Linked DNA regions of Homo sapiens: region 1 is linked to region 2. A link is an interaction called in ENCODE POLR2A ChIA-PET data of the cell type or tissue named here. Cell type or tissue: K562. All regions are shown on one strand. Links, peaks and the distances in the headings refer to the core of each region. The heading gives the core; the rest is flanking DNA.

What was found. ChIA-PET counts read pairs that join two places held together with the same protein. Peaks named below come from ENCODE experiments on the same cell type or tissue, not always from the same donor. Only the 100,000 strongest peaks of a DNase experiment are listed, where the experiment ranks them.
Region 1: POLR2A ChIA-PET joins it to region 2 with 10 read pairs; 19 of 35 experiments call an interaction of 5 or more read pairs at or near these places.

The regions. Positions count from the first base shown.
Region 1 is chr6:26,186,572-26,191,952 of GRCh38, reverse strand. H4C4 (H4 clustered histone 4) reads left to right here and starts at 2,841. Exons shown (of 1, transcript NM_003539.4): 1 at 2,841-3,243. The coding sequence starts at 2,877. The coding sequence ends at 3,188. RefSeq lists enhancers at 2,653-2,832, 3,615-4,240. In K562, for the core only: a CTCF peak has its summit at 2,911; DNase peaks (open chromatin) are centred at 2,822 and 3,444; H3K4me3 peaks cover 2,677 bases.
Region 2 is chr6:26,307,524-26,312,904 of GRCh38, reverse strand. TRQ-TTG3-1 (tRNA-Gln (anticodon TTG) 3-1) reads left to right here and starts at 1,638; the gene lies at 1,638-1,709. TRQ-TTG3-2 (tRNA-Gln (anticodon TTG) 3-2) reads left to right here and starts at 1,087; the gene lies at 1,087-1,158. It overlaps TRS-TGA3-1 (tRNA-Ser (anticodon TGA) 3-1), which reads left to right and starts at 228; the gene lies at 228-309. RefSeq lists silencers at 170-409, 1,111-1,160, 1,591-1,640 and cis regulatory regions at 1,627-1,846, 2,935-3,049. In K562, for the core only: a CTCF peak has its summit at 3,345; DNase peaks (open chromatin) are centred at 1,114, 1,724 and 2,994; H3K4me3 peaks cover 1,479 bases.

The sequences.
Region 1 (5,381 bases), core at 283-5,282, 120 kb after region 2:
GTGAGCCACCGCACCCGGCCAGAATAATATTTATTTATTTATTTATTTTTGAGATGGAATTTCACTCGTCACCCAGGCTGGATTACAGTGACTTAATCTTGTCTCACTATAACTTCTGCCTCCCAGGTTCAAGCAATTCTCTTGCCTCAGTCTCCCAAGTAGCTGGGATTACAGGTATGCACCACCATTCCCAGCTAATTTTTGTATTTTTAGTAGAGACGCGGTTTCACCACGTTGCCAGGCTGGTCTCGACCTCTTGACCTCAGGTGATCCACCCACCTCGGCCTCCCAAAGTGCTGGGATGACAGGCATGAGCCACCATGCCCCGCGCAGAATAGTGGTTTTAAATGCATTAGATAATATATAGGAATGCAAAGTGAAACAATTATATTAGTATGCCATTATCAAATTATAAAAAATCTAAATTGGTGAAATATTAACATATGTGCTTTTAAATTTTTTATTTTATTTACTTACTGATTTTGAGACAGAGTCTCACTGTTGCCCAGGCTGGAGTGCAATGGTACGATCTTGGCTCAGTGCATCCTCTGCTTCTCAGGTTCAAGCGATTAGCTACCCAAGTAGCTGTGCGCCACCATGCCTGATAAATTTTTGCATTTTTAGTAGAGACATGGTTTTGCCATGTTGGCTAGACTGGTCTGGAACTCCTGGCCTCAAGTGATCCTCCCATCTGGGCCTTTCAAAGAGCTGGGAGTTACAGGCATAAGCCATGGCCTGGCATATGTCCTTTTTAAATTAATACATTAAATAATAATCTACCCATATGACTAAGACTTATTATAGTTTTGAAGGATTGAGGTTTTTTTTTGTTTTTTTGTTTTTTTTTTGAGATGGAGTCTTGCTGTTTTGCCCAGGCTGGAGTGCAGTGGCACGATCTCTGCTCACTGCAAGTTCCACCTCCCAGGTTCACGCCATTCTCCTGTCTCAACCTCCTGAGTAGCTGGGACTACAGGTGCCCGCCACCATGTCCGGCTAATTTTTTTGTATTTTTAGTAGAGATGGGGTTTCACTGTGTTAGCCAGGATTGTCTCCATCTCCTGACCTCGTGATCCTCCCGCCTTTGCCTCCCAAAGTGCTGGGATTACAGGCGTGAGCCACTGCACCCGGCTTTAGGATTGAGATTTTTAAATGAAATTTCGAGATATTGGCAATGAGAATGTGATATAAATAGAAGCACTTGTCCTGCCAATTACACTGTTTGTTGCCTGAGTTCATACACAGAAAAAATGCTGTTTCTGTTGGAGAATAGTAAAAAGAAAAAAAAAAGATTTGACTTTTTTTTTTTCTATACTCATTCCCAGATCCCCTGAAGACTTTCTATGTATCCCAGGCTAAGAACCTTACTCTGCAATCTTTTCCATGTACCATAAACTCAATAAACAGCAAACAGCTGTGATAAACTTGGTTCTTCTCACAAGTCATGAAGGAAAAGCCAAATATTCCACCCAAAGGACCTGGAACTTTTTATGGGGATTAATGATGAGTTAAGTTTTTAATTATTTATTATTTTGAGGAGTTCTCGAAATCAGATTTTAGCAAATTAGAATACTGTCTCTCATCCCTTTAGAAGGGTGAACCTTAAGGATAGGAATTGAAAACACCCACAATATTGTACTATACCATAATTAATGTTTAGTCATTGCTTATTTGGAATCTAGACACTATTCTAAGCATTTTGATAGGATTATCTGTTTCAACTTAACAAATACTTACAAGTTAGATTTTTAAAAATACATTTACAACAAGGAAACTTAGTATAGCTTGCCCAGGGTCACCCCCACAGCATGTATGTCAAGCAGGCTGTCTCTATGATAGTTTGGAGGGATACTATGATGCCAATTTGCTGGAGTAATAGAATATGGTGAATGATGCAGTGCTAGCTACAATCTGTCCATGATTAAAGGCACAATCAAAGCATAAATTTTCATAAATTTCAGCCCAACAAGGTTTTCTTTTACGGGTGTACATAGTCATGTTTTCAATCGGCCCTCGGTGATCTTATCCTAATTTGACCTCTAAATGTGTAACTTTCATATACTTTTAGTTCCCTCAGTAGCACTATCTAGCCTGCATGCCAAAGAGCCCTGCTTGGTTAACTAGGAATGCATAAATCAATAAAAATAATCTCAGAGACAATAAAGATATGAGTTACTTAAAATACTTTGAAAGCACCTTATGGCCCGGCGCGGTGGCTCACGCCTGTAATCCTAGCACTTTGGGAGGCCGAGGCAGGTGGATCACAAGGTCAGGAGTTCGAGACCATCCTGGCCTATGGTGAAACCCCGTCTCTACTAAAAAAATACCAAAATTAGCTGGGCATGGTGGCGGGCGCCTGTAACCCCAGCTACTCGGGAGGCTGAGGCAGGAGAATTGCTTGAATCCGGGAGGCAGAGGATGCAGTGAGCCTAGATCGTGCCACTGCATTCCAGCCTGGGCAACAGAGCAAGAACCCGTCTCAAAAAAAAAAAAAAAAAAAAAAAAAAAAAGCACCCTGTGAGGGAAACAGTACTAATTATTTGATATTCTGGGAAAAGTGGGGGACAATTGTCAGGCTTCTTTGTCGAAAGTTTATGAACTGATGGCTCAGTTAATGGCTGCAAGTATAGTGTGTGTGTATATATATATATATACCTAGCAGTATTTATTAAATCCCAGCTGAGGCTCTTTTGTTGCCTCAGGCCCCTCTTGGTCTCCTCCAGTCTGAGCAAGGGAGAATTGCACAGAAGGGCGGGAACTGACTGTGGTTCCCGCCCCTTCTCATGAGGTTTTCAAACAGGTCCGTCATGCTATTATAAAAGTGCTGCGTGGCTCTGCCAGACGTATTGCGTTACAGATTTAACAGCTGTGGTTTCAAGATGTCTGGCCGCGGTAAGGGCGGAAAGGGTCTAGGTAAGGGTGGCGCCAAGCGTCACCGTAAGGTATTGCGTGACAATATCCAAGGAATCACCAAGCCCGCTATCCGCCGCCTGGCTCGCCGCGGCGGCGTCAAGCGTATTTCTGGCCTCATTTATGAGGAAACTCGCGGAGTGCTGAAAGTTTTCCTGGAAAATGTAATCCGCGATGCTGTCACCTACACGGAACACGCCAAACGCAAGACAGTCACAGCCATGGACGTGGTGTACGCGCTCAAGCGCCAGGGACGCACTCTTTATGGCTTCGGCGGCTGAGCTTACCTCTACAGTACACTACCGCAAAACCAACGGCCCTTTTCAGGGCCACCTATCCACTCAGGAGAAAGAGTAGTAGTCACTGCTAAAAGTGTAGTTTCACGTGTTTAGTAGCTCCGGTTTTCAAGTTAAATGGTCTTATTACGCCTTGGCTTCATATCTTACTGGCCGGTGAGGATAGTGTATTAAAGTTTATTTTCACTCTTGCTGTGTCGCCCATGCTGGAGTAATCAATGGCGCGATCTCGGCAATCTGCAGTCTCCGCCTCCCGGGTTCAAACGATTCTTGTGCCTCAGCCTCTTGCGTAGCTGGGGCAACCGGCTTGCGCCACCAACACCCGGCTAATCTTTGTATTTTTTGCAGCGATGGGTTTTCGCCATGTTTCCCAGGCTGGTCTTGAACTCAAGCTCAAAAGAGATTTCCCTCCTCCGCCTCCGAAAGTGCTGGGATTACAGGCGTGAGCCACCACGCTTGGCCTGTGTTTTCTGTATTTCTGTAAGGAAACATGGCAAACTGCTGCTAACATTCTTCATGGCTATCAGAGAAACAAGGTAGCAAAGACTGTAGCTGCTGGAGAAACAAGGTAGCAAAACCTGTATCTCAGAAGGCAAGTGGTAAAGGCTGATGCTGCCGTGAAGAATAGTGAAAAAAATGGAGGTAGTTACTAGTTCCTACCAAGGCATTGTTATATGAAAGGAAGACAAAATGGCATTCAGATGGTTATTGGTGTGGGGGGATGGGAGGTGTGTTGGAGGCACTTGACTGGCAAATACATTCTTTAAAGAAGAAAGTAGTAATTACCGTGGGAGAAACAACCATGAAAGTACATAAGATTCAACATTTTTTAGTGGAATGGGGAGAGGCCAACTTGTTTGGTTCTGTTCCTCTGAGCTGCCTTCCATCCAGATCTACTGATTTTCTATTGTTGAATTTAAAAGGACTTTTTATTTATGTACCCGTGGCCAATTTAAAGGTATGTTGAACGAGTTCTTTTTTTGTTGTCCTTTTATCTTAAATAGTCTTAGACTTTATTATTAACAGAAGTCATTTTACCTTAAATCATAGATCAGGTTACTGTGGTTGCATGAATGGGTGTTTAAAACCGAGGTTGTCATGATTAAATTCCCACCTTCTTTCCCTTTACACCTCAGGAAATGAGACAAAAATAAGTAAGCCATTCCCTAGTGGGTTACTCCAGTCCTTACAATCGCAGGACTATCAGTATGCCACTGTATTATTCGCTGTCCTCAAAATGGATTTTAATTTGTGGAGAATATTGAGTAAACCCTTATTTTTCCAATAAAGTTTTTTCACTTTATCATAATAAAAAGAAAGCTGGACAGGTGGCTATCTAGCAAGAGACAACATTTCCTGGTCTTTCTGGGAGCAGATGTAAGCATGTGGCTACATTATTTCCAACACAGGTGAGACACATAGAAAAGTTACTACCAGGTCTGGGCTTTGAAACTTCCATGTTACCTTCTTCCCCAAGTATAATGGTATTGATTTCATTTTGAGCAATTAGAGAACATCAGGCCCTAGGAGATGACAGAACATTGACTTGGAAGGAACGAAATTTCCTGATTGATCACAAGGAGCAGAGCTGCTTCACAAAGCTGGACTAATCACAATGGATTTGTTCCATGAAACAAAAATATCTGTCTTTAAGCTTATTTATTGTTGAGTCTCTTTGTAAGCAGCATAACTTTATCACACAAAATTCAGTTTTGTTACTAAACTTATTTAGTATTGTGGAATGTCCTTCCATTGACCTGAAAGCTCTTTACAGAAAAGCTGATGCCAAATGAGCCTGTCGACTTGGTATCACCTCTGTTGGGTTCCATTATAGACAGAACAGAGTGGGGCTGATTACAAGTTAGAGATCAGGCAAGGCACGTGGCTCACGCCTGTAATCCCAGCTCTTTGGGAGGCCAAGGTGTGTGGATCACTTGAGGTCAGGAGTTTGAGACCCGCCTGGCCAACACGGAGAAACCTCGTCTCTAATAAAAATACAAAAATTAGCCGGGCATGCTGGCACATGCTTGTAGTCCTAGCAACTTTGGGGTCACAGAGTGAGACTCTATCTCAAAAAAAAAAAAAGTTATCAATGGGTAGACTAGATAGTCTATATGTCTTCAGCAGTGGTAACCTGTATATTTCAATGGGCTGACTTCCCTTCAAGAGTGGTTCTGC
Region 2 (5,381 bases), core at 322-5,321:
TGGCCCCCTCGTAAAGTCTTTCGTACTTCCTACATCAGACAAGTCTTGCAATTTGCAATATCTCTTTTAGCCAATATCTAAATCTTTAAAATTTTGATTTTGTTTTTTAACCAGGATGAGAGACATTCCAGAGTTGTTACCTTGTCAAAATAAACAAATTTAAAGATGTCTGTGAAAAGAAACATATATTCCTCATGGGAATATATCCAGGTTGTTGAAGGAGGTACGTAGTCGTGGCCGAGTGGTTAAGGCGATGGACTTGAAATCCATTGGGGTCTCCCCGCGCAGGTTCGAATCCTGCCGACTACGGCGTGCTTTTTTTACTCTCGGGTAGAGGAAATCCGGTGCACTACCTGTGCAATCACACAGAATAACATGGAGTAGTACTTTTTATTTTCCTGTTATTATCTTTCTCCATAAAAGTGGAACCAGATAATTTTAGTTCTTTTGTGTAACAAGACTTAGAGATTTTTTGAAGTGTTACATTGGAAAGCACTTGAAAACACAAGTAATTTCTGACACTGCTATAAAAATGATGGAAAAACGCTCAAGTTGTTTTGCCTTTCAGTCTTCTTGAAATGCTGTCTCCCTATCTGAAATCCAGCTCACGTCTGACTTCCAAAACCGTGCTTGCCTTTAACTTATGGAATAAATATCTCAAACAGATCCTTTCTGGTTCCCCTCGTGTCATCCTACTTTCAGAGGCCGGAATTGCAGAGGAAACACCAGATAGAGAATCTCCAAAACTGTTGCTAAGATGTTTTAAGAGATGTCTAAGTGTTGATATTTTCTTTTATAAACCCTTACGTAGAAAAAAGTATCGTGACCTAAAATTTCAGCAAATGCGAAGTTCTGATTAATCAAGGAACGCTCCTATTCATAATCTCCGTGGGCAGATCAGAACAAGTTTTTGGAAAGGTGAGTTCTGTTCTTGCTTTCTGCCTGCTGGAGCAGTTTTGTTACTTTCTCGGAATCTGGGACTATGCACCTATTTTGAGAGGCCAAAGTAAACAGCACTCTCAATAGACCAATTCCACGTACTACATTCATGTTATCAAAAATATGTCAGGAGATTACTGTGTTGTTGGCCCCATGGTGTAATGGTTAGCACTCTGGACTTTGAATCCAGCGATCCGAGTTCAAATCTCGGTGGGACCTACCAAACTTTTAGTGCTCTTTCTTTCTCTCAAATTACCATTGTACCCAGAGGAGCGTACACCTGATCACTTAAGCACCTTAACATCCCATCCCAGTCGGCAGCACGATGCTTTCCTGCAGAACAGCATCCTCTAATCTTTCACCTGGAATTTCACATCTGTTCTCTCTTGCCCCTCCTCTCTTGTTGGATGCGAGTTCCTCGGATTTAAATTATCATACGCAAGTTTAAGGATACGTCTTTCACCTACCAGACCTCAGTTCTTTCCTTTTTTGAACAATACTCAAACGGGTTCAAGTTTTTTCAGTTTCTAAGACGGACTTGGTCCAGATAGGTTTGTAGTGCATGTGAGTCTCTTGGAGCTTCTGCTACATGGGATGCAGATAGTATTAATTTAATAAATATTAATAGAATACTGCATCGAATAGACATGCTCTGTAATCAGTATTTTTATAAATTCATGAAATTGGTGGCGGAAGGCGGCCCCATGGTGTAATGGTTAGCACTCTGGACTTTGAATCCAGCGATCCGAGTTCAAATCTCGGTGGGACCTGTCCTGCTTTTTGTGACCCATCCTTCGTTCGTCTCTTAAATCATCAACACACAGCGATCTGTGGATTTACTTTCTCATTCACGGTTTCTTCTTCGGATTAGCAAGTGTCATGTAACTCCTGACTGTCATTTCTAGCTTCTGAGTAGTATCATGTCCTTGTACATTCTTGGTCTTTTCTCTTAGCATCCACACTTCCCTGAGTTCCCAAAGGCAGCCAGGGTGTTATTTGAGTGCTCAGGGTGCTTAATGGTTTATGTGTCAGAGGTCCCTCCCGCGAATGTTTTCTTCTTTGGAAGCCCCTCAAAATGCAAGGATTTACATAAGAATTATAGTAGCAAGTGCCCCATGTAAGGGTCCCATAGTATATCGGTTAGCACTCGGGATGCTGAATCCAGGAATTTGAGTCCAAATCTCTTTGGGATTTTAGCAACATCTTGGTCAATGTTCCTCTGTGGTTCTCTTAAATCATTAGCCCACCTTCGAGGTGTACCCACTTGGCTGCAAGCGCTGCCAATCATCATGGCACTCTGTCCTAGAGAAAACTGTCTCTATCTACTGACCTCTGAAATTTTAGCCCTACTCCTATTTTACTTGATGTCTCTTTTTGCCTTTTTGCCCAGAGTTTCTCAGATTCTGGTAAGTTAGAATCTTGGCCCCAGTGATTAAGAGTTTGTTTTACAGCCCCCAATCTCAGTTTCTTCCTTTTCTAGAGCCTATTTAAAGCGTCCCATCTGCTTCTAAGCACTAACACTGTCCTTAAAATGTTTGGACTGCACAGCACTGCAGTTGTACACATCTTAGAGCCTCTGCCGTTTGTACTCAGTTGGGGCGCCATCCAAACTCCTTAAGCTAATGCATTGTCCACATTATTTGAAAGATTAGCTGGTATGTTAAAAGTACACATCAGTCTTTCAGTAGGGATTCAATTTCCATGTCCTGGTGACTTAATGGCTAGCACCTAGGCTTCAAATTTCAGTGGACCTGTCTCAGTTTTGGTGACCTTGCTCTTGAGTTTACCCAAATGGAGAAGCACACTTGGGCATGTATAGATAGTCTCACATATTTGCACTTCTTTTCTGGAGCAACATCCCGCTTCTTGCTCTTTTCTCTGGCTACTGAAAGTTGTCCACTGCCCATCACCCTCATGTATCCTAGAAGCTCTTCTTTTGAAAGCTTTGCTTTGCTTTGCTGGAGCCTGAAGTCAGTTAGACCACTGTAAGTTAATCATCTGCTGGGATGAGTAAAGGTTCATGTGTCAGAGGCCCCACCTATGACTTTTTTCTTCTTCAGAGCTCACTCCGAATGCTCTCTATGCTATCTCTGGACTCGGGCATGAATATGTGCAAACCACAAATTGAGTCATCTGAGAACCTGCATTTTTCTCCCTATGAGAAGCTATTAGTGTTCCTTACATTGAATCTATGCCCATTTTAAAGGTTAACTGACCAGATGCAATAGTATACAAGTCTTCCCTAGAACCTTTGTTATACAAAGATACCATGGTATAACGGTTAACACTCTGGACTCCAAATACAGAAATCCCAACTGTTGGTGGGACTCTAAATTCCTTCTGTTGACTCTCTCTACAGTTCAAAACATATCCTCCAGGGCTCTCAATGACAACAAAAGTGAGCTCCATGAACTCCTCTGGCCTCTAAAAATTGTTCCAGAAAAAAGCCCTGTAGACTTCTTTCTGCCTGTTTAGCCCTATTCATGGTACTATCTTAGTGGCTTTTTATTAGCTTCCTATTGCTTACCACAAATTTGGTGGTTTAAGACAATATGAATTTATTTTTTGTTATTTATTTATTTGTTTTTGAGACAGAGTCTTGCTCTGTCGCCCAGGCTGGAGTGCAATGGCACAATCTCATCTCACTGCAACCTCCACCTCCCGGGTTCAAGACATTCTCCTGCCTCAGCCTCCTGAGTAGCTGGGATTACAGGCACCCGCCACAAAGCCCGGCTAATTTTTTGTACTTTTAGTAGGGACGGGGTTTCACTATGTTGGCCAGGCTTGTCTCGACCTCCTGACCTTGATCTGACCGCCTCAACCTCCCAAAGTGCTGGGGTTACAGGCGTGAGCCACCGCATCCGGCCTATTTATTTTTTAAAATAGGGTCTTACACTATCACTCAGGCTGGACTGTAGTGGCACAATCATAGCTCATTGCAGCCTCAAACTCCTGGGTTCAAGTAATCGTTCCCTGTCAGCCTCCCAAGTAGCTAGGACTGCAGGTGCACACCACCATCCCTGGCTAAGACAACGTGAATTAAATGTTTTTTTGCAGTTTTGGATATCAGAAGTCTACAATAAAAGTATTAGCAGGGCTGTGTATCTTCTGGAGACATCATGAGATAATTCATTTTCCTGGCGTTTTCAGCTTCTAGTGGCCCCTTCCTTGCATCACTTCTTGCTTCTGTAGTCACATTTTCTTTTCCTGACTCTGAACCTCCTGCCTTCCTTTTATAGGACCCTCTTGATTACATTGGACCCACTTAGATAATCCAAGATAATCTCCCCATCTCAAAATCTTCAATGAAATCCCATCTGCAAAATTCCTTTGACCACTTAAGGTAACATAAGGTAACTTATTCACAGGTTCTGGTGATTGGTTGTGGACCTATTTTGGGGGTCATTATTTAGCCTACCATACCCTTTATTAATAAATAGCAGGCATTTGTTAATGCTCTTTAGATTTAATCTATTGGTCATGGCTTTTTTAAAAAAGATAATGTATAGATTTACACCAAGCTTATACACAAGTCTTTCAATAGGAGAATCTTATGGAAAGGGTCTATGATGTAATGATTAGCATCTGAACTCAGACTTGGCAAATTTATGGCAATGATGTCTTGTATTTTTACATTCTCAACTATACTCCCTTTCAGCCATAGGATCCACTGCTCTCTGGCTGATCAGGCCTTCCTGCATGTATTAGTTATCTGTTGTATAACAAATTGCACCCAAATTGGCAGCTTAAAACAACAGACACATATCTCACATGAGATATCATGAAAGTAATATCCTATCACATTTTTTATATTCTGTAGGTTAGGAGCAGGTCACTAGATCCAGCCAACATTCAAAGGGAGGAGTTTACACAGGAAGTGTGGCCACCACACTGTTAAACACTGTAAAGACCTCAGGGCAGAATAAGCCCTAATTGGAGCTGGTCTAATGCTATGACTGATATTTTGCAGACACCTTCTTTTGCTTGGTCAGGAAGTGCTGTATTGGGAGCAATTCCTGGTACCTTTTGGATTGGGAAAATTATCTCTTGCCTCACCTTTTTAAAACTAGTTTTCCATTGTGTATCTTCCTTTATGATCAAGCCAGTATTGAAGAGCTTGACTGCTACTCTCTTTTAATATCATGACTGAACAAGTGAATTAGAATCTATAGGGATAATGCCCTGACATGAATCCTTCTCAAAAGTTCCCTATGGATTCAAATGTGCAGCATGGAAAACCACTGAGCTAATTTTCCCCTGACCACCCTATTTAACTTGCCACCACTCCTATGCATATACCATCCTCTGACATACTGTGTATTTTGCTTTTTTTTTTTTGGTGAGACAAGGTCTCACTTTGCCATCCAGGCTGGAGTGCAGTGGTGCAATCTTGGCTCACTGAACTTCGACCTCCTGGGTTCAAGCGATCCTCCCTCCTCAGC